2 separate regions of the Homo sapiens genome follow, and region 2 is linked to region 1. The links are chromatin loops, found by intact Hi-C in ENCODE. Cell type or tissue: PC-3. All regions are shown on one strand. Each heading gives the region's core, and the rest is flanking DNA. Links, peaks and the distances in the headings are about the cores only. Region 1 has its middle 250 kb from the start of CBLB. Region 2 has its middle 39 kb from the start of CBLB.

Region 1 (11,032 bases), core at 1,390-9,389:
AACTCTCAGGGTCATCCTCCTGGGAGACATGTCACATGGTGATATAAAGCATGCGGCAGATATCATCAGTTTAACCAAAAGGTAAAGGAAAAATACAATCATCTTCCAGTCCACTCATTCTGAATCTTCTCACAGCATCAAAGGAAAGCTCAAAGATGGATTTCTTGCAATTTTCCCCCTTGACAGTGTGGGATACTTCAGTCAGATGAATAATACATGCAGTTGCAAGGAACACAATTTTAAAAGAATCTGGCATTTACAAAGCAGCTTTACTTCTGGAAAGAGTAAAGCCTTTGAATACTCTGTCAGTTTGAAAAGAGGTTCTGTGTCACCCTATCAGGTCACACAAACCATCTGATCAAGTGCCATTTGATGAAAGCATTTATTAATGTCAGAGTAAGAAAAATCAGCTTGAGGGATGGAAAAAGCCTAGAGGATTTATTTTTAAACCTTTAGGAATGAAAAGGAGTGGGGAGATTTCTGTTTCTAGAATGAAATACAATATAGAATTTGGATTTGACTGAATGGGGGAGCATGAGTCCTAAATCAGTGAAGAATTGTTTCCATTTTTTTGTTTGTTTGTTTTTGTTTTTGTCTTTCAAGTCTTGAGACTGCTTCCAGGAAGAGGAAATAGATGAACATTTCCCTATTCCTCCCACTAAGAGTACTAAAAACCTTGGGGCACACAAGAAATATGGACAATTTCTCAGACAATAACTGCTCTATCCTAGTCAAATAACACAGAAAAAAAAACTGGTCCTATCCTCCATGTCAGCAAAGTCTAAATGGGTAATTCTGACTCCATTCTCTCCTGCCTATAAAAAGGTGTGCCCACAGCCCCAACAGAGTGGTATCAGAGAAGACCAAGTAGAGAGATGAGACCTTCATGACCCCCGTCAGTATTAGTGAGCCCAGCTCCCATCCCAGTGTCAATGGAGAACACATGGTAAGCCTGGGCTTCCACCCCAGTGCAGCAGCAATGAGGTGCTTCTCCCATTCCTCCCTTGGGTATTAGTAGAGGAGGTCCAGGGGACAGTCAGGACTTTCAACATCACCTGTTAGTAACAAGGACACCTGTACATGATGCATGGTGTCACTGGAAAATATACAAGCGGGGGGCTGAAACTCCCATATCCACCTAGTAGTAAAGAGGGTTTCCCCATCTCAGGTGGCAGTGGAGACTTGAGTAGGGAACCTGGACTTTTACTTCCACTCGGTAGTAAAGAGACAGACTCTGGAGTGCTATTGGAGAAATCCAGTGACAGCAGAAGGTTAAAATGAGATTCTGTGTCTTAACATTTTAAAAGTGCACATTTTGATAAAAAATAACTCATATTAAAAGCCAGAATGAACATGCTAGCATCAAGATAACAGAGATGTTAGAATTATTTGACAAAGATTTTGAAGCAGTCACAACATGTTTGTTTTAAAAGCAATGATGAACATGTTTGAAATAAACTGAAAACTAGAAATTATCAGCAAAGAAATTGAAAGCCTCAACAAAGACAAAGAAAAAATAAAGAAGAACAAAATGGAAATTTTAGAACTGAAAAATACAACACAAAAAATAAAATACTTGGTGGATAGGCTCAGTAGCAGGATAGAGGGGCAGAAAAAAACAGTCAGTGAACTGGAATATAGAAGAATAGCGAGAAAATAGACCGAAAGAAAACAAGCCAAACCAACCAACCAAACAAAAAATGCCTCAATGACATATAGGATTATAATACATGAATTAACATTTGTGTCATCTGAAAAATTGAAAAGAGAGGGGAGAAAATGTGGGGCTGAAAAAATATTTAAAGAAATAATGGACCTGGCATGGTGGCTCATGCCTGTAATACCAGAGGCCAAGGCGAGAAGGTTGCTTGAGCCCAGGAGTTTGAGACAAACCTGAGAAATATAGTGAGACCCCATCTCTACAAAAACAGAAACAAAAAATTAGTTGGATATGGTGGCATGCATCTGTAGTCCCAGCTACTCAAGAGGCTGAGGTCAGAGGATTGCTTGAGCTCAGGAGTTTGAGGTTGCAGTGAGCTGTGATTATGCCACTGCACTACAGTCTGGGATACGGAGTAGACCCTACCTCAAAAAATCAAAATAAAACAAACAAAATAATAAATATTGAAAACTTCCCAAATTTGATGAGACATACACCTATAGATTCAAGACGTTAAGCAAACACCAACTATGATAACCCCACAGATATCTATGCCAAGACACATCATTACCAAGCTTCTGAAAACTAAAATAAAACACGAAAAACAGGACTGGGCTCATGCCTGTAATCCCAGTCATACAGGATGGGGGCAGGGAAGTGCTGAGTAGAAAAGGGTGTGGTCCCTGGTGAGGGCTCCACCCTCCAGCCTATACCCAAGAATCTAGGTGAGGATAGGCACTCCTGTTTCCACACCCAAAATTGCATTTTCCAAGACCACTCTGGCCTGCCACGCCTCCCATTCTGTGCCTATAAAAATCCTGAGACCCTAGCGGGCATGCACACAATTGTCTGGACATCAAGAGGAACACACCAGCAAAAGAGCACATAGGCGGTGAACGTTGAGAGGAGTAGAGGAGTGGTAGAGCATACAGTCAGACACCAACAGATGCCAGCAGGCCATCTACCGTGGGACAACGAGGAAGCCGGTTAGGGGCAGCCAGACTCCAGGGGAAGACCACTTTCCCACTGCCTCCCCTTCTGGCTCCCCATCCATCTGCTGACAGCTACCTCCACTCAATAAAACCTTACACTCATTCTCCAAGCCCATGTGTAATCTGATTTTTCTAGTACACCAAGGCAGGAACCCAGGATACAGAAAGCCCTCTGTCCTTGTGACAAGGCAGAGGGTCTCATTGAGCTGATTAACACAAGCCACCTGCAGATGGCTAAGCTAAAAGAGCACACTGTAACACACACACACTAGGGCTTCAGGAACTGTAAACACTCAACAATAGATGCTGGTGTGGGGTTGGAGCCACACAAACCTGCCCATCTGCATGTTCCCCCTAGGTGTTTGAGCAGTGGGGCACCAAAGAAGTGAGCCACACTCCCATTGCATGCCCTGTGAGGGGAATAAGGGAAATTTTCCCATTTCACCAGCACTTTGGAAAGCCAACACGGGCTGATCACTTGAGGTCAGGAGCTTGATACCAGACTGGCTAACATGGTGAAACCCCATCTCTACTAAAAATACACAAATTAACTGGGTCTGGTGGTGCATGCCTGTAATCCCAGCTACTTGTGAGGCTGAAGCAGGAGAATCACTTGAAGCTGGGAGGTGGAGGTTGCAGTGAGAAGAGATCGTGCCACTGCACTCCAGCCTGGACGATAGGGCGAGACTCTGTCTCAAAAACAAAGAAACAAACAAACGAACAAAAAATCTGTAAAAGCGTACAGAAAAACCATCACCATATCTAAAAGGGAAAGGGAAAACTAATTTGAATATCAGGTTTCTCATCAGAAACCTTGGAGGTCAGAGGGAAGTGTCACAATATTTTTCAAGTGTTGAAAGAAAAAAAAAGTCATCCCAGAATTCTTTATCCCGTGAAAATATCCTTTAGGAATAAAGAGGAAACCTCTAGGATGAAGGAAAACTGAGGAACTTGTGGCCAGCAGACCTGCACTAAAAGAATGGCTGAAGGAAATTTCCTAAACAGAATAGAAACAATAAAGGAAAGAAATTTGGAGCATGAAGAAGAAAGAAAGTGCATGGTAAACAAAAATATGAGTAAATACAATATGACTTTTCAAAGTTAAGTACTGTTACTTGGCCTCTGCTAGTCTAGGATTCCATCATTCTCATTGCTAAGAATCTTAGATCTGTGATAAAAAGCCCAACTTACAAAGGAGAGCCACTACTGACCACAACTGACAATAATGTTGGCCCACTACACACACAGACATAGACACGCACACACACACACACACACACACACACACACACACGCAGTGTACTAAGTTGGTAAATACAGTGTCCCGTGGGCTGACAAGATGAACACAATTGGGGAAATCTGTGAGGAAATAAAGAAATCAGGATCATGGGGAAGAATAAACTGAACAAATATTTGATTTTCAGTCATGATCTCATTGGGAGCTCTGGAGTGCAAATGGCACCACAAAGTTGTTCCATCTTGATGCACAAGATTGTTTACCCTTGATTCAGTTAGCTCTAGCTATAAGCGTCCTCCGGGCAGTTCCATAACTTCCCAGACATTTCAGGGTAAAAGATTTCCCATTGGCCAAGGACAATTCTCCAGAGAAGAATTCAGATGTTAATCATTGCAACACTTACAGTAGCTGCAATATGGGCACACCAACTCAGTAAGTAGTTCTAGGCAGGGCACCAACTGTGTTTACTGTAATTCAGAGAAGGCATAAAAATCCAAGTGGGCTACACTGGGAAAAAAAGCTATATAGTGAGATTGAACATAAGAAATGGTTAGAGTTATTTAGTAGGTAGAATGGACAAGTGATATATTCAGCAAAGTGATAGAGGCAGGATTGATTATAAAATCAATCTAAAATTATTAGAGAGTGAAGAACTCCAAAATTCATATATGGTCTAATCAAATGTTATATCTTCTTTTGGTAATTAACATTTTGTTTTTCTTTTAAATATGTAACGTAAATTCATATACATTCAAAATTCCAAAGGTACAAAAGGGTACACAATTAAAAAAACACCCTTTCAAACTTACTTATTGGTCATCCATTTCTCTTACACAGAGTCAAGTTCCTATCTCATTTCAGAGAAAGTCTATGTATAAACACATAAATATTTTATATTTGCCTTCTTATTTACATAACTGTAAATACATGTTTGAGATCAACCCATATTAATACATAAAATTGATAGTTGTTTACATTTCTAACAGTTTTGGGGAGGACAATTTGGCCTCTATCAAATTCATAAATATGCCTACTCATTGTGGTCAACTGTGCTGAGAAATATTTTAAATATTTGCTTCCATCCCTATGGGGAGATAATTATATATCCACACCCCATTGATGTCAGCCTTAACCACATGACTTTCTTTGTGAATAGAAAGAAACTGCATAATATTTTTGCAACTTCAGAATATTTTTATATGACTGCATTATATTTTATTTGGCCACTTCCATACTGATGAGCATTTAGGGTGGTTGTAATAGTTTATTATTACATATAATATAGTAACAGATATCCATGTATGTATACCATTTTATATAGTCCTGAGTATAGCTACAGGATAAATTTAAACAAGTAGAACCACTGAGTTAAATGCTATAGCTTACATCAACCAGATTACACTAAACTATTCCATAATAACAAATGATGTCAAACTCTTGGTAGCTTATAACATTAAAGATTGCTCTCTCACTCATGTTACATGTCTATTGCAGGCTACTTTGGCTTGGATTAAAGGAGTAATCCTCTAGGACATGCTAGGTTTTTGGTAGAAGGAAAAGAGAACGTGACTAACTGTGTGAGGGTACTTAAAGTTTCTCCTTGGAAATAATAATACATGTTGCTTCTATTCACAAAGAAAGGCATGTGGTCAAGGCTCAAATCAATTGGGTATGGATATATCCTTATCTCCCCATAGGGATGGAAGCAAATATTTAAAATATTTCCCAGCACAGTTGACCACAATGAGTAGGCATATTTACAAACTTGATAGATGCCAAATTGTTATCCTCCAAACTGTTAGAAATGTAAACAACTATCAAAAATATATATTTCACCCATTTCCTCACTGATACATTATGACATCAGACTCTTTAATCTTGGTCATTTCAAAAGAGAATATATTTTAATATAACCCTAATTTTAATTTATCTTATATTGAGTGAAATTCAGACTATATTCATGTTCATATTTAAGTATGCCTTGGCAGAGAAATATTTGAGAGTCTTCTTTGATTAACAGTCTTTTAACTTCTTTTATCTGGATACCACAATTCTATTAATTCAGTCTATGATTATTAATGTTCTGTTGTTTTTAAGTCAGCTCATGTCTACAGAATCCAGATTTTTTCGACATACTGACAGCTGTTAAGCTCAGTCCCTTCTAGCTGACAAGCCATGTCCTCACCATTTTGTATTTTTAGCAAATTTTAAAAAACAAAACACAAATGTGTATTTTTGTGTCATTCTTCTGGATAGAATCTTTTTGTATTCAGTCCAGTATTTCAACCTATACTGATAAAAATTTGCATTTTTTAAAATGAATTCTCCTGTTAAAAACTAATGTAAGCAGATATGTTGAAAATCCAGGCAAGAAAATAAAATAGCCTGTCTATCATTACTCAAGGATGAATATTTATTTTATCACCTTTCTTGTCAGTCAGACCACCTAGAACTGAACCATCTGGGAATCTGATCAATATGCTTTCTAAGACTTTATTCAGACACTCAAAATAATTAATAGTGTCAAGCAGGTTTCTGGCTTTTTCTCTAGCTTCTTCTCAGTTGGCAATTTTCAAACAAATGTACAGTAATTAAAATCATCATTCACATAAACTTCTCTTCCATAATGGGGTGTCTCTTTCCTTAGGGTTTTTGAGAGTGATTAAGAATTATAGGACTGGGCACAAAGTGGCAAAGAAAAGTGGAGAAGATTGAGTTATTGGGATGGCAAAATTTTTTTTCCAGAGGTAAGGTAAAAAAGTCAAACAACAATCAATTCTATAAACCCAAGGTCTGCAAATAGAAAGGACCACCTATGAATACAAATCCTAGAAGGTCCAAAAATGAGAATCAAAGTTGGCAGTAGAGAACACCTGAGTTCGATTCATATAAAGGCAAGACCAAGCCAACTGTTGTTTAGGGGCAGGGAAAACTCAAAATGTGGTCAATTGCTTTGAGTATTTAACTTGCTCTTAGCCAGGGAGGATGTCTGGGGCACAAAGGTTTTCTGTCCTGTTCTAAGGGTTCATTGTGTCAGAGCCATCTGACAGCCTCCTGTGTATCCTCCTCCTTAGAGCTAATAGGTGTTTCATAAGGATATTTACATTTATATTTGCAAATATAAAATTTTAAAGCATAGTGTAGAGTTCTTGAATGGGACATGAAAGACATTGCAAGCTGCCCATTAATTCACATCTAACAATACTTTCTAACTTTGATAAAGTTCAATAAATTTCAGTAGAAGAAACTCAAAAGTAATACCATTGTTTTAATTTTAGCTGCTATAACAAAATACTGGCAGCCGCCGCCGCCCGACCGCCGGGAGGATGGAGTTCAGCGGGCAGCGGAGCTGTCTCAGTCTTTGCCGCCGCGCCGGCGAGCGCCGCCGGGGAGGCAGCGGCTGGAGGAGCGGACGGGCCCCGCGGGGCCCGAGGGCAAGGAGCAGCCGCCTGCCTTGGCCTCCCAAAGTGCCGAGATTGCAGCCTCTGCCCGGCTGCCACCCCGTCTGGGAAGTGAGGAGTGTCTCTGCCTGGCCGCCCATCGTCTGGGATGTGAGGAGCCCCTCTGCCTGGCTGCCCAGTCTGGAAAGTGAGGAGCGTCTCCGCCCGGCCGCCATCCCATCTAGGAAGCGAGGAGCGCCTCTTCCCAGCCGCCATCACATCTAGGAAGTGAGGAGCGTCTCTGCCCGGCCGCCCATCGTCTGAGATGTGGGGAGCGCCTCTGCCCCGCCGCCCCATCTGGGATGTGAGGAGCGCCTCTGCCCGGCCGAGACCCCGTCTGGGAGGTGAGGAGCGTTTCTGCCGGCTGCCCCGTCTGAGAAGTGAGGAGACCCTCTGCCTGGCAACCACCCCGTCTGAGAAGTGAGGAGCCCCTCCGCCCGGCAGCTGCCCCGTCTGAGAAGTGAGGAGCCTCTCCGCCCGGCAGCCACCCCATCTGGGAAGTGAGGAGCGTCTCCGCCCGGCAGCCACCCCGTCCGGGAGGGAGGTGGGGGGGGCAGCCCCCGTCCGGCCAGCCGCCCCATCCGGGAGGGAGGTGGGGGGTCAGCCCCCCGCCCGGCCAGCCGTGCCATCCGGGAGGAGGTGGGGGGGTCAGCCCCCGCCTGGCCAGCCGTGCCATCCGGGAGGAGGTGGGGGGGCAGCCCCGCCCGGCCAGCCGCCCCGTCCGGAGGTGAGGGGCCCTCTCCCGGCCGCCCTACTGGAAGTGAGGAGCCCTCAGCCCGCCAGCACCCCGTCGGAGGAGATGGGGGGGCATCCCCACCCGGCCAGCCGCCCGTCCGTAGGAGGTAGGGGGGCAGCCCCCGCCTGGCCAGCCGCCCCGTCCGGAGGAGGTGGGGGGGCAGCCCTCCGCCCGCCAGCCGCCCCGTCTGGGAGGTGAGGGGCGCCTCTGCCCAGCCGCCCCTACTGGGAAGTGAGGAGCCCCTCTGCCCGGCCAGCCGCCCCGTCCGGGAGGGAGGTGGGGGGGTCAGCCCCGCCCGGCCAGCCGCCCTGTCCGGGAGGAGGTGGGGGGATCAGCCCTCCGCCCGGCCAGCCGCCCCGTCTGTGAGGTGAGGGGCGCCTCTGCCCGGCCGCCCCTACTGGGAAGTGAGGAGCCCCTCTGCCCGCCAGCCGCCCCGTCCGGGAGGGAGGTGGGGGGGTCGCCCCCCGCCCGCCAGCCGCCCCATCCGGGAGGGAGGTGGGGGGGGGTCAGCCCCCCCACCCAGCCAGCCGCCTGTCCGGGAGGTGAGGGCGCCTCTGCCCGGCCGCCCCTACTGGGAAGTGAGGAGCCCCTCTGCCCGGCCAGCCGCCCGTCCGGGAGGGAGGTGGGGGGGTCGGCCCCCCGCCCGGCCAGCCGCCCGTCCGGGAGGGAGGTGGGGGGGTCAGCCCCCCTGCCCGGCCAGCCGCCCCGTCCGGGAGGGAGGTGGGGGGGTCAGCCCCCCTGCCCGCCAGCCGCCCGTCCGGGAGGTGAGGGGCGCCTCTGCCCGGCCGCCCCTACTGGGAAGTGAGGAGCCCCTCTGCCCGGCCACCACCCCGTCTGGGAGGTGTGCCCAACAGCTCATTGAGAACGGGCCAGGATGACAATGGCGGTTTTGTGGAATAGAAAGGCGGGAAAGGTGGGGAAAAGATTGAGAAATCGGATGGTTGCCGTGTCTGTGTAGAAAGAAGTAGACATGGGAGACTTTTCATTTTGTTCTGCACTAAGAAAAATTCCTCTGCCTTGGGATCCTGTTGATCTGTGACCTTACCCCCAACCCTGTGCTCTCTGAAACATGTGCTGTGTCCACTCAGGGTTAAATGGATTAAGGGCGGTGCAAGATGTGCTTTGTTAAACAGATGCTTGAAGGCAGCATGCTCGTTAAGAGTCATCACCAATCCCTAATCTCAAGTAATCAGGGACACAAACACTGCGGAAGGCCGCAGGGTCCTCTGCCTAGGAAAACCAGAGACCTTTGTTCACTTGTTTATCTGCTGACCTTCCCTCCACTATTGTCCCATGACCCTGCCAAATCCCCCTCTGTGAGAAACACCCAAGAATTATCAATAAAAAAATAAATTAAAAAAAAAAAAAAAAAAAGAATGGACTTTCCCAGGCCAGCTGTGGTGGCTCACGACTGTAATCCCAGCACTGTGGCAGGCCAAGGCGGGCAGATCACCTGAGATCAGGAGTTCAAGACCAGCCTGACCAACACGGAGAAACCCCGTCTCTACTAAAAATAAAAAAAATTAGCTGGGCGTGGTGGTGCATGCCTGTAATCCCAGCTACTTGGGAGGCTGAGACAGGAGAATTGCTTGAACCCAGGAGGCAGAGGTTGTTGTGAGCTGAGATTGCACCATTGCACTCCAGCCTGGGCAACAAGAGGGAAACTCCATCAAAAAAAAAAAAAAAAAAAAGGACTTTCTCAAAGAAAATGTATTTAAATGTCTGCACCAATAATTCCAGCATGTGTATGAATAAATATGATATGTCCTTTACAGTGAAGGTCTAATAAGATTTACTTATATGCCTTTACCTTCTTAGAAAGTCTCTAAGAAATAAAATATCTTTACAATCAAAAAAAAAAAAAAAACAAAAAAAAAACAAAATACTGTGAGTAGCTCAGCAACATTTATTTTTTTTCCAGAAGCTATGAAGTCAAGATCAAGTTTCCCAGATCTGGCATCTCCTGAGATCACTTTTCCTGGTTTTCTCACATGGGTGGGTGGGGAGAGAGAGACAAACAGAAAGAGATAGAGGGGTAGAGAGACAGAGAGAAAGAGAGAGAGAGAGGTGGGAAAGAAAGAAAGAAAGAAAGAGAAAGAGAGAGAGAAAGAAAGAAAGAAGAAAGAAAGAAAAAGAAAGAAAGAAAGAAAGAAAGAAAGAAAGAAAGAAAGAAAGAAAGAAAGAAAGAGAAAAAGAAAGAGAGAGAAAGAAAAAGAGGAAGGAAGGGAGGAAGGGAGAAAGAGATCTCCTATCTCTTCTGATATGGGCACTAATCCCACTGTGAGGGCTGCACCATCGTGGCCTAAGTGCCTCCCAAAAGCTATCTCCAAATCCCATCACATTAGGGATTAGGGTTTCCAACATATGAATTTGGGGTGAGGGGGGAGGGAGGACAGAAACATTCAGTCCTTGGCAATCCTGGTGCTTGAATATCAATGTCAAATATTCATAATCCAATCAGAAGATTTTTACATAGAGAAATTCATGCAGTTAAGTCTAAAAACAGGAAGAGATAACCATCAAAGAATTCTTGCTGATCCCTGAAGCCTGATATCTTGATCTTTCTCCTTTCAATTTCTTATTTGCAAATTCTGTGAATAAGTGGTCGGGGTTAAATACAACCTAGACATGTAATTTGTTTTCTGTCATAACCTATGACATTGAAAACAATTTTTTTGTATTTATTTCCAAGATAGTTGTCCTGTAATTTTGACAAATACCTTATGCCTGTCCTTGTAAGGAAAAAGAGTACATGGCAGTTTTCCTAATGAGTCCCTCCTTTTATCATTTTCCCACTTCAGAGGATTATAGTGACAGGTGATTGACAGAACAGAAATCGAGTATATAAAATGTTTATTTCACAAAATATAGCCATGGATGAGGTCCTGAACTGGGCTGTGAGTGGGGACAGAAAAGAAGACATTTAGGACTTGAAGAAAAGGAAAACTGACAAAATTAAGAAATTAA
Region 2 (11,032 bases), core at 2,087-10,086, 210 kb after region 1:
ATTTATTGGGCAAAAAGGAAAGAAGGGGAAACAGGGACTCTCAGCAGAGAGAGACCCTTGATACGCTATGCTTCCTGCCTCGCAGATTGAATCCCAGGTACCTCCCAGGAAGAGGAAGGGGCAGGCTCCACCCCCTGCAAACAACGCTAACTTCCTGCACACCCCAGTGCGCAGGCTGGTCAGAGGCTTTTCGGGGTCCCCTTTATACTTGGCTGTCTCACTTTCACCACTACATGATATCAGACCGGACTGAAAATATTAACTTGAGAGAGATTGTTCTTCTCCAAAAATAAAGTATTTTACTTTATAAGGCTAACAGCACTTCTACTTTATTCCATAGACTAATCTACAAACATAAGATAACAGCATTTGGATATCATAGTGCCATCCTAGTAATATCTTAGCATCAGTTTGGCCAACAGAAAAGAATACTAATTTGTTAGATTTTCAGCCCTCCTACTTTCCGCCTCACTTCCCTACAATCCAATGTAATTAATGTTAATGAAGGGGAAGGCTGAGATTTGTATATGGAGAAAAGAATGAAAGGTTAGTTGAGAAGGAAGAGAAAGGTAAGTAGCCATTGGAGTGTGTATTTGGGACAGAGTTTATTTGTGTATTTATTTTTAACTTTGGATAGAGGAAGAAGAGAGACACAGAAGGATGTCTATAAGAGCATTCTAGAATCTTTCAGTCTGTGATATATTACAGGATATAAGGAATCCTATAGCTCACCTCAACTCTATTTTGTTAAATTTTGATAGACTTCATTAGACATTTAACTTGCTCTGTTACACACACACACACACACACACACACACACAAACTGAACTAGTGCTGGTATTTCTTCTGAAGGTTTCATCAAGCAGAACATGGACATCTTCATCTCCACTTAAGCACTGTTATTTTTTTTCCCCTCCCACTTAACTTCTGTAGTTAAGCATGGAGTTAGTTGTACAGCAGTGTTTTGTGAAACAACCTATACTTAAACAAATAAGAAAAACATAGTAAAACTTTATTCAAGTTTTTGAGTGGCCCCTTCAATCTAATTTCCCAACAAGCACTGTAACTTATATTTTTTCTTCACAAACTTTCTATAATCTTTGGTAACACTCTTAAGAGCACACAGTACCTGTCTAAAAGTAATAACTTTTTTGTTTTCACTAGAACAGAAATTAAGTGAAAAATGACTAATGAGAGAAGATCACCCCAGAGAGAGAAAGATTACTATAAATGCTAGATAATATTATACTTTTGTTCAAATTACTCCTTAGATAGCCATGTTGTGTTCAATGATTTTTCTTTAGTTTTAATCCCTGGCCAAGACATTCCTTTAAAGCCCCTTGCATATTTATTTTCATCTGTCCTTGACAACTTTGATTCTCCAGTTTTCTTTTCCCCCTCCATGTTCTTTCAGACTATCAAGCCTCTCCTACAATCTCTGCTATCTTTTGTATCCGCAAATCTATATCTCATTATCTAAATGACTTTCAGATTACCCTCAATTTCCTTGCGTTCATCTTCCTCTTCTGCCCTCTGCATTAATGCTAAAATATGCCTTCTGTGCTCATATACCCTGGACTCTGAGCACAAGTGCAGAAAATCACCAAACAAATCAAACTGTGGTCATCTTTAGTACACAATTTCAAATCTCAGATGGCTCCTCTGTACCAGTAGTTAATGTTTTTATTTGTCCTTGGTCAATTACCTCTTCCATTCCTGTCAGTGATTATTCCAGATCCCAATCAATCTTCTTAAGTTCTCCGATCAATTCCCACAATCTTCTTTCTCAGCAGAAAACCTTGATTCCAACTGCATTGATACTATTGGAGCCTTCAGATATGATCCATGTCAACTTCCAGGCTCCAAATATACAAATCTGTCTATGTATAAACCCAAGATTTTTTCCTTCTCTCCTAGCTAAGAACTCAATCCCTCATGTTTTAAACAATCCCCAAATCTTTGCTCTCCTGATTCCAAGATTCCTTGCTCTTAGTTGTCTTACCTTACCTTACCTCTTACCTCTGTATTTCCAACTTCTCTCTCTCTCTCTTAATTTGCTGTAACCTCTGAGCCCACAAATATGCTCAACTCTTCCCCATTATAAACAAACAAACTTCCCTTTAATGCAATATCTCCTTCTAAGAACCATCTCATCTTTCTCCTTCCTTTCTCATCAAACTTCTCAAAAGATTAGTTTCTATTTCTATTTTTTCATCTGTGTAATCATTCCTCACACATAGGCATAAGGATTCTTCCCCATTACAACTCTGGAAAAATCACTTACTAAGATACTAGTGACTTCCTTATCACCAATGAATAGGCAGATACTATTCTTTCTCCTTCTGGACTTTTCTGTTTCAATTAAGATTGATAATTGTTCTGTCCAGCTTTCTAGAAACAAAAACACATAAAACTTTAATGCTTAGTAGGCTTCTTTGACACTTCATTTTCCAGCTTAAATTTTCTTATAACGTCTAGCCAATCCCATTCTGTCTTCTTATTGGGCTTTCCTCCTCTGACCACCTAAAACTACTTTCAAAGACCATATTCTTGGGCTACTGATCTCATTCCATACACTTTTACTGGGAGATCTCAGCTCACTCATTATTTTAAATACTGATATTTATATTTCTGATTAGAAATCTCCTTTGAGTTTTGGCCTTGTATATACCAGTGCCTGCCAGATAACTCCATTTGGATGACCTAAATAAAACCTTCTTTAAAATTAAAATGTCGCAACTTCAGCCTATCCTCTTCCTCTCTAAACCTACTTTTCTGGAGTCTTTTATACAAGTTAGGGCTCTCCCATCTACTTTGTTACCTACACTATATTTATGTTTACTTACTACCTGAATTTTAAGTTTTCCAATTCAATAAATATCCTGCTGACTTGACCACCAAAACACATTTATCAGATCTGTCTAGTCTTATTCTTTCTTACTAGAAGTTTCCAAATTCTGGATAGACAGTATCTTTAAAATGGATTATTACAACAGGATCCTAATTAGTTTCAAGCTAACCCCCTCAAATTCATTCTCCACATGTCTATAACTGCTTATAACACTTCTATGTCTCCTCTTTGTTCATAAGTAAAAGACCAACATCCCAAACATGACATCCCAAGCCCTCTGGAATCTGGCTTTTCCCCATCAATCTAGTAACTCACTGCCATTTTTGATCTTCTACTTTATGCTTTAGCAATATTAGTGAAATGCCCTACATACCATCTCTTTCAAGCCCCTCTATCTTTAAGTCCCTCAGCCTTTATTCCTGATCTCAAATGCCTACCTACCTGTATCTGACCAATTTCTGCTCATTATTTAAGAAATTTCCCACAGAAGGATTGCCCTCTTCAATTTCCCATCATCCTGAATCTAGCTTAAAGCCCTTTCATAACCACTCACTGTACTTCATTTGCTGTGCCTATCTTCTCACTGGACCATGCCTTTTTTGAGAGCAAGGACCATAGCTTTCCATCACTTAGCAAGATGCATAATAGACTCTCAATAAATATATATTTTTAAAAAATGAATGAGTAAACTAATTCTGCCATGAACAATTTTGATGTACCAAAATTAACCTAAAAACTTCTTTAAGAATATCTTTCTCTAAACCCAGCTACCACTATGCATTTTTGAGACAGATATCTTTACTTGACTTTCTCTAATGATCATTAAAGTTAATTTTAATAAATTAACGTGATCTTTTATGAGTTCTTCTAGGAAAGCTCCTTGTCATAACATCTGGCAATATAAAATCAATCATCAATCATCAAATTCTCTTTTAAGTGAAATAATGTATAACAAGGATACACAAGTAATCTAAATATTTATTATTAGACCACTTTAGCTTCTTTATCTATGCAACTTCTTACCCAAGATGGAACTTCTAATTCTTATTTTTCATTTAAAATTTGCTCTACCTAGTGCTTTGATGACATATGGATGATTTTATAGAGAATAAAGGGAGGAAAAAGTCAGAAACATTGAAAACAAGTTGTAAGTAATCTCTTTGAGGAGTTTATACATGAGATGCAAAGTAGAGGGATGCACTGATACAAGAGCTAATATGGGTAAAGTAAAAACTGAACCATTCATTTCAGTGACAAAACCTTTGATATTTCTCATTCTGTAAAACAAAGGTCTATCAGCAAGAAAATTTCTTTATGAAGCAAATAGTGGCTGATAGGAACAGAATCAGACTTTAAAGACAAATTATGTTTGGAAGCAGCCTAAGAGTCCATAAACAGATGAATGGATAAAGAAAATGTGGTACATATACACAATGAAGTACTATTCAGTCATAAAAAAGAATGAGATCTAGTCATTTGCAACAACATGGACGGAACTGGAGATCATTATGTTATGTGAAATAAGTCAGGCACAGAAAGAGAGATGACATGTTCTCACTTATTTTTGGGAGTTAAAAATCAAAACCTTGATTCCAACTGCATTGATACTATTGGAGCCTTCAGATATGATCCATGTCAACTTCCAGGCTCCAAATATACAAATCTGTCTATGTATTGAACTCATGTACATAGAGAATAGAAGAATGTTTACCGGAAGCTGGAAAGTGTAGTGGGCAGGGTTTGGGGAGGGAGGTGGGGATGGTTAACGGGTACAAAAACATAGTTAGAAAGAATGAGTAAGCCGTACAATTTGATAGCATAATAGGGTTACTACAGTGAATAATAACTTAACTGTACATTTAAAAATGACTTAAAGAGTATAATTGGATTGTTCGTAACTGAAAGGATAAATGCTTGAGGGGATAGATATCCCATTTTCTATGAAGTGCTTCACATTGCATGCCTGTATCAAAACATCCCATGTACCCCATAAATATATACACCTTACTATGTACCCACAAAAATTAAAAAGAAAAATAAAGATAGAATATTACATAAGAAAAAAAGACAAATTATGTACTTTGTTTGAGTGATGTTGTTAACAGACAAAAAAATCAACGAAGTCCCGGCGCGGTGGCTCATGCCTGTAATCCCAGCACTTTGGGAGGCCAAGGAGGGCGGATCAAGAGGTCAGGAGTTCGAGACCAGCCTGGCCAACACAGAGAAACCCCATCTCTATGAAAAATACAAAAATTAGCTGGGCATGGTGGCGGGTACCTGTAATCCCAGCTACTCAGGAGGCTAAGGCAGGAGCATAGCTTGAATCTGGGAGGCTGAAGTTATAGTGAGCCGAGATCGTGCCACTGCACTCCAGCCTGGGCAACAGAACTAGACTCCTTCTCAAAAAAAAGAAAAAAAAAAAAACAAAAAAAAACAAAAATCTATTACTTAAATTTAGTAGCTGATGTGAGTCTATCTAAACTTTCAATTCCAGTTTCACACATTCCAAGACTGTCTCTAGTATCAATGACAACAGCACCATTCATTACCAACAGACTTACAATATTTTAAATAATTAAAATGCTGTGTTGCATAAAAAATAGAAATTACCTTTTGTATAACACATATCTCCAAAAATGAGCTCTTAGATTATATTTTATTTATTGCTTTAAAATGGAAAAACATCTGAAAATTAATCCATACATGTCAAAAGTTATAAAAATAAGAAGAATGAATTAAATATTATCAGAGTTTTAATTAAAAAAACACCCAACTATAATTATTTGTCAGGATCCAATCAGTTTCTATGCATTTTATAATATTTTGTTTTGAACATGATAGAATCTAAGAAGTGAGTTTTGATGTAAGGAGTATTTTAAGACTCAGGATAATTGTTGCCAATGTAACCAGGTAACGTTTAAAACATCCTGGATCCTTTATTCCAAGAGTGAAGAGCTGTAGGGTATCAGGGCATTTTAGAAACTCTCAGTGGCATTTAGAAACTCTCAGAAGGAAGTAGTGTGGTGACTTTTATGTTTTAATGTTTCCAAAGGCTTTCAGAATGTCATGTGATAAGAGCTCAAAAATTTTTGCAGCAGCCAGCTTTCCAGCAGCTTGCTTCTGCTTTTTAGCATTGAAGTACATGAGACCTTAGTCGTTAAAAGCCTCTCAATATTTACCAACCACGAATTTGCTTTCTATATTTTTCCTTCCAAGTGAATCCCAATATCTTTAGGATGCCTATTTAATTTCTGTGCTCCACAATGACTGTCTTCTTTGATGAAGAGTTATTAATGAGTATTTGGCTTTTAGTATGAAAAACGAGGTAAACAGAATTACCAGGAGAGGTCCTAATGGTACAATCATGTCAGAGTAATGGACAGAGTTTCCTGGTGGATTTCTAAAGGAATATAAGCAAATAACAAACAGTTTACTTGAGGGATAAATTTAACATTTTCTAAAAGTTCACTCTGAATATTGGTTGTTTAAAAGTTTACACATTTTTCCTGCATTTTTGCCAGTTAAAAAACAACTATACCTTTGTTTGATCTGAATATGATTAGGATAAAACAATATTAAATAATTTTTAAAACGTTATAGTTTAAGAAACAGAAATGCAGGACTTATACTTTCATGATAATTATTATAAGCTGTAGGAAATTATTGTACCATGACCTGATTTTAGTAGTTTTTAACATGACAAATTTTAGATCCAGTCTTTTACTGAATCATTTTGTAGAATTAAAATCTCTCTGAAAAACATTGTGATGCCTTTAGATTGGACAGCGGAAAATAAAATGTGTCTCAATAAGTACTCTTGACCTTTTAAGGCTTCAGGAAGTATGTGGAGGTAAGCACTTTCCTGAGGTGTCATCGTCTCTGAGGACAGAAAAGGGATCCAGCTGCCAAGTGACGTTCTAATTCTCATGGTTGGGCCTGTTGTCTGGAAAAAGAGTCATGCTCCATTTAGTAATTCCAGTGTTTCTTCCTCTTCCTGTAAAGAAGGGTGTGGGAGCAGGGAATATTCATTCACAAAAAATGGAACAGAAATATGTATCCCGTGGGAAGGAGCCATTTATAGAACTGTCTAAAAATATGTATTTGGGCAGGTCAGATGATATTTTGCAATATTACCGGATGACCATTAAGTTTGTACACTGGCTTTGAATATGTGTTCATTTCTGAAGCAGGAGTCATTTTGAAGTACTAGGAAAATGGGGTTGCCAAAGAGATAAACTGTTATATGGCTAATTTCTTTGTATCTAGTTCAAACCAGTTCCCCCAAGCAGAACTTATGGATATCTGAGAAATTAAAAAAGTAATAGTCTACTTAGGATTCCTTACCAATGACATTATCCTTATAATATAGTATTACAAGTTATAGTTTTTTAAATTTAGTACATAATTTTATGACTTATTAAATAGGTCATAAAAGTAACTGGGCAAGGGAAAACTAAGATATTGCAGGAGAAATCCAGGTCATAGAGCTCATTCAGCACAGCTGACTAGAAAACTGATCATTCTTGGACTCTGATTGCTGATTTGGGGCATGGAGAGGTTTTTTTCATCACCGTCTGAAACTGTCTCAGAATGGGCACAGGTTGGAGTGTAAGAAACACAGATTGTACACAAAAGCCTTGGTTTCCACATCCCTACTCCTTGTCACACATCCACTGGGTGACCTTGATTTTAACCTCTTTAAACCTCAGTTTCCAAAGCAGGAGTGAGAACTGAATAATTCATCAGTTTTTTTTTTTTTTGGCTCTAGATTCTAATTTCATGTTTTATTATCTTTGGCTCTCCCTCAGTTGTGAAAGAAGACTGCATTTTGCTTGTGTTCTAGATAAAAGAAGATTTTCATGTTCATTCAAATCAATATTTCAACAGAAAATTACTACAGTTTTATTTTTCAAAAGTGATCACTAGGCTTTCTTGCTCGCATATATTTTTATAAGGGAGACATGGGATGTGTCATGCCCCATCCTTTAGAGAGAAGCAACACCTAGCTTAAGGGTCAAAATGGAGAGGGCTGAGGTTGCACTCTTTCTGAGATGATGGTCACTGTCTGCATGGGAGGCTGTTTTTTTTCCTGGGGGTGGAGTCAGGTCATCCCAACTCTTTACCACCTCATTTCTTTAGCCTCCGCAAGACCATCTCTCTATATATGCAGGTATATATAGGTGCTTTTCTTTTTTGAAGCATTGGTGTAATTTAAGATGATAACCAAACAAAAAAGGAGCGAAATTAAGGCTTTATGTTAAATAGTATATTTACAGTTTCCAAAAGGAAATCACAATAAGAATTGAGTTACTTACAAGGAGTCCAATCCTGGGCATCTCCCCACATACTTTCTAACCATATCTTTCTCCCCACTCCCCATAATGAAATCAATGGTAGTCTCTTCTAAGTGCTTCCTGTTCTAAAGCTTTTCTTGGCTAATCTTCATCAATTTTTTTTTTCAGGAAACTTTAGCCTTACCTATTTCTTGATTATATTCTCCTTCCACAGTGCATTTTCCCAAATATGAGTCATAAGTTCTGGATTCTTGAAGAGGAAAAATTTTATTCATATAATGAATAAATATGAACGAACTTCTGGAATGACCCTTTCTTAGGATGGAGAGGAAAAGTAAATACATCATCTCAAAGTTAATGTCTTTATCTTTATTCTAAATCAGAAAAGTGAAGATCATGTTCTCTTACCATTAGGGAACATATCCAATTCATGCAGCACCAAAGTATGTTAGCAGCAGTGAATTAGTACGCGTCTGCAGCAACCTCAGTTCTTGCCTCCTCAGGAGGAAGAATTCAATCAAGGGGCATAAGACAAAGAGAGACTGAGGCAAGTTTTACAGCAGTTGTTAAAGTTTATTTAAAGGCTTTTGAATAGGAATGAAAGGAAATAAAGTACACTTGGAAGAGAGCCAAGTGAGTCACTTGAGAGATCAAGTGTCCGGTTTGACCTTGACTTGGGGTCTTATACGTTGGCATTTTACATGCACAGTGGCCTGCCAGCACTTGGGAGGGGCTGCATGTGCATTGTGTTTACTGGAGTTGTACGCATGCTCACTTGAGGCGTTCTTCCCTTACCAGTCAAATGTTCCTATAAGGTCATATAGCAGTTAAACTCCATGATTTTGCCTCTTAGTGCACATGCTTGAGCTCACTTGCCCAACTCTTGAGATCTTATCAAGAAGCTGCTGATCACCAGTATCGGATTTCTATCTACTGGGAGACTATCTTTGCCTGGCACTGGCTGTGACCAATTACTATTTTAGAAACACACTTAACAACCACCAGACCATCACCTGATGGTTGCCTGACATTCTTGGTTGGTATTGGAGGGGGTGGCTCTCCTGCCCTGCTCATGTCTGACTACCTACTGTAACATTCAAATGAAGAGATACTATCCTGTCTTTTCCCACTATCCTGGTCATTTGGAGGTTTCTGTCCTATGTGGAAGAAGGAGGGGATGCTACATTTTCATGTAGGTCAAAGAAAGAAGAACTCAGTAAAATCCAGCTTTAGCAATAAAATGCAGGAGCCAACTAAACCATCACATAAGCAGAGCCAAGTTTTGACTGCAATGTCAACCAGAGAGAGTAACTTTGCTGGAATGTCTAAGGGTTTCCAGTGGTCTGGTGGTGAGAGAGCCAAGTTAGGCCTAAATTTTGCCAGCTCTGATTTCTGTGTTTTGAATGCATTTCTTAGAAGTAGAATCTAATTATCTTATTTCCATGGACTATCTTCTATCAAATCACTGAAGTAACCTCTAGTTACATTTCGGTTCTAACATTTAATATAGCTGGCATCTAGGTAGCCAAAAGATTGTTTTACCGTATGTATTAGTCAATTTTCACACTGCTATAAAGAACTGCCTGAGACTCGGTAATTTATAAAGGAAAGAGGTTTAACTGACTTATAGTTCAGCATGGCCTCAGAGGCCTCAAGAAACTTATAATCATGGCAGAAGGTGAAGGGGAAGCAAGACACTTCTTCACAAGGTGGCAGGAAGGAGATGTGCCAAGGAAAGGGGAAAAGAGCCCCTTATAATGCCATCAGATCTCGTGAGAACTCACTCACTATCATGAGAACAGCATGGGGGAAACTGTCCCCATGATTCAATTACCTCCACCTGGTCTCTCCCTTGATGCATGGGGATTATGGAGATTACAATTCAAAATGAGATTTGGATGGGGACACAAAGCCTAACCATATCACCGTATATAAATATGTTTATTTATGAGGTTTATTAAGTGTTGTTTGGGTTTGAGAGTACTAGTCTCTCCAAACATCAACAAATTCTGTACCAGTTTAGAAATAAATAGAAGGGGCGGGGCACGGTGGCTGATGCCTGTAATCCTAGCACTTGGGAGGCTGAGGCAGGTGGATCACTCGGGGCCAGGAGTTCAAGACTGGACTGACCAATATGGTGAAACCCTGTCTCTACTAAAAATAAAAAAAATTAGCCAGGCATGGTGGTGCACCTGTACTCGCAGCTATTCGGGAGGTTGAGGTGGGAGAATCGCTTGAACTCAGGAGGTGGAGGTTACAGTGAGCTGAGATTGCGCCACTGCCACTGCATTCCAGCCTGGGCGACAGAGTGAGACCCTGTCTCAAAAAAAAAAAAAAAAAAAAGAAAGAAAAAACAAAAAAAGAAAGAAATAGAAGGGCTAACTATAGATAAAATAGTAGTATTGATTTGTATCTGATACAGCTAGATTAGAAAATCACTCTTGTACTTGAGACCACAATGGGTTTCTTCACATATGCAGGCACTGGAACTTACATATGTAGATAGTTGGGTTTGCAAAGCAGGCACATTCTTCATTAGTTGCCCCACCTCCAACTACACACAGAGCTCAAGAGGAAAGGCCACTTATGGTCAATAAGCATGAGCATATTGATGGTGGCCATTAGAAAAAAAAAAGTGTAAATCAATGTAAGTCAGTCTCCCACTATCAGACCAGTCATATAAATCACTCTTTCTACTAAAGAAAACATCAAGTGAGAAGCAAGAAAAAGGTTAATGGTTTCTTTGCAAAATCATCGTTTGAGTCTAAGTTCTTGTTTTATGAACTAAACAGAAGATGGAAAGGGGGAAAGGAGGGTTTCCCTTATAATCGTAAGAAGGTCAGTAACTTTCAGCAGATTACCCGAATTTATACCATGAACTGAATGT

The links. A loop is a pair of places that touch in the nucleus more often than their neighbours do. Peaks named below come from ENCODE experiments on the same cell type or tissue, not always from the same donor. Only the 100,000 strongest peaks of a DNase experiment are listed, where the experiment ranks them.
Region 2: a loop joins it to region 1, with 5 times the contacts of the local background. A loop is called at or near these places in 2 of 110 quality-filtered maps.

What each region holds. Positions count from the first base shown.
Region 1 is chr3:106,108,927-106,119,958 of GRCh38, reverse strand. No RefSeq gene overlaps it. Among named protein-coding and RNA genes, the nearest start is that of CBLB, 250 kb to the right of the region's middle. In PC-3, for the core only: no CTCF peak of the experiment used is centred there; DNase peaks (open chromatin) are centred at 2,288, 4,938 and 5,598; H3K27ac peaks cover 4,802 bases.
Region 2 is chr3:105,902,873-105,913,904 of GRCh38, reverse strand. No RefSeq gene overlaps it. Among named protein-coding and RNA genes, the nearest start is that of CBLB, 39 kb to the right of the region's middle. In PC-3, for the core only: no CTCF peak of the experiment used is centred there; a DNase peak (open chromatin) is centred at 6,914; H3K27ac peaks cover 3,123 bases.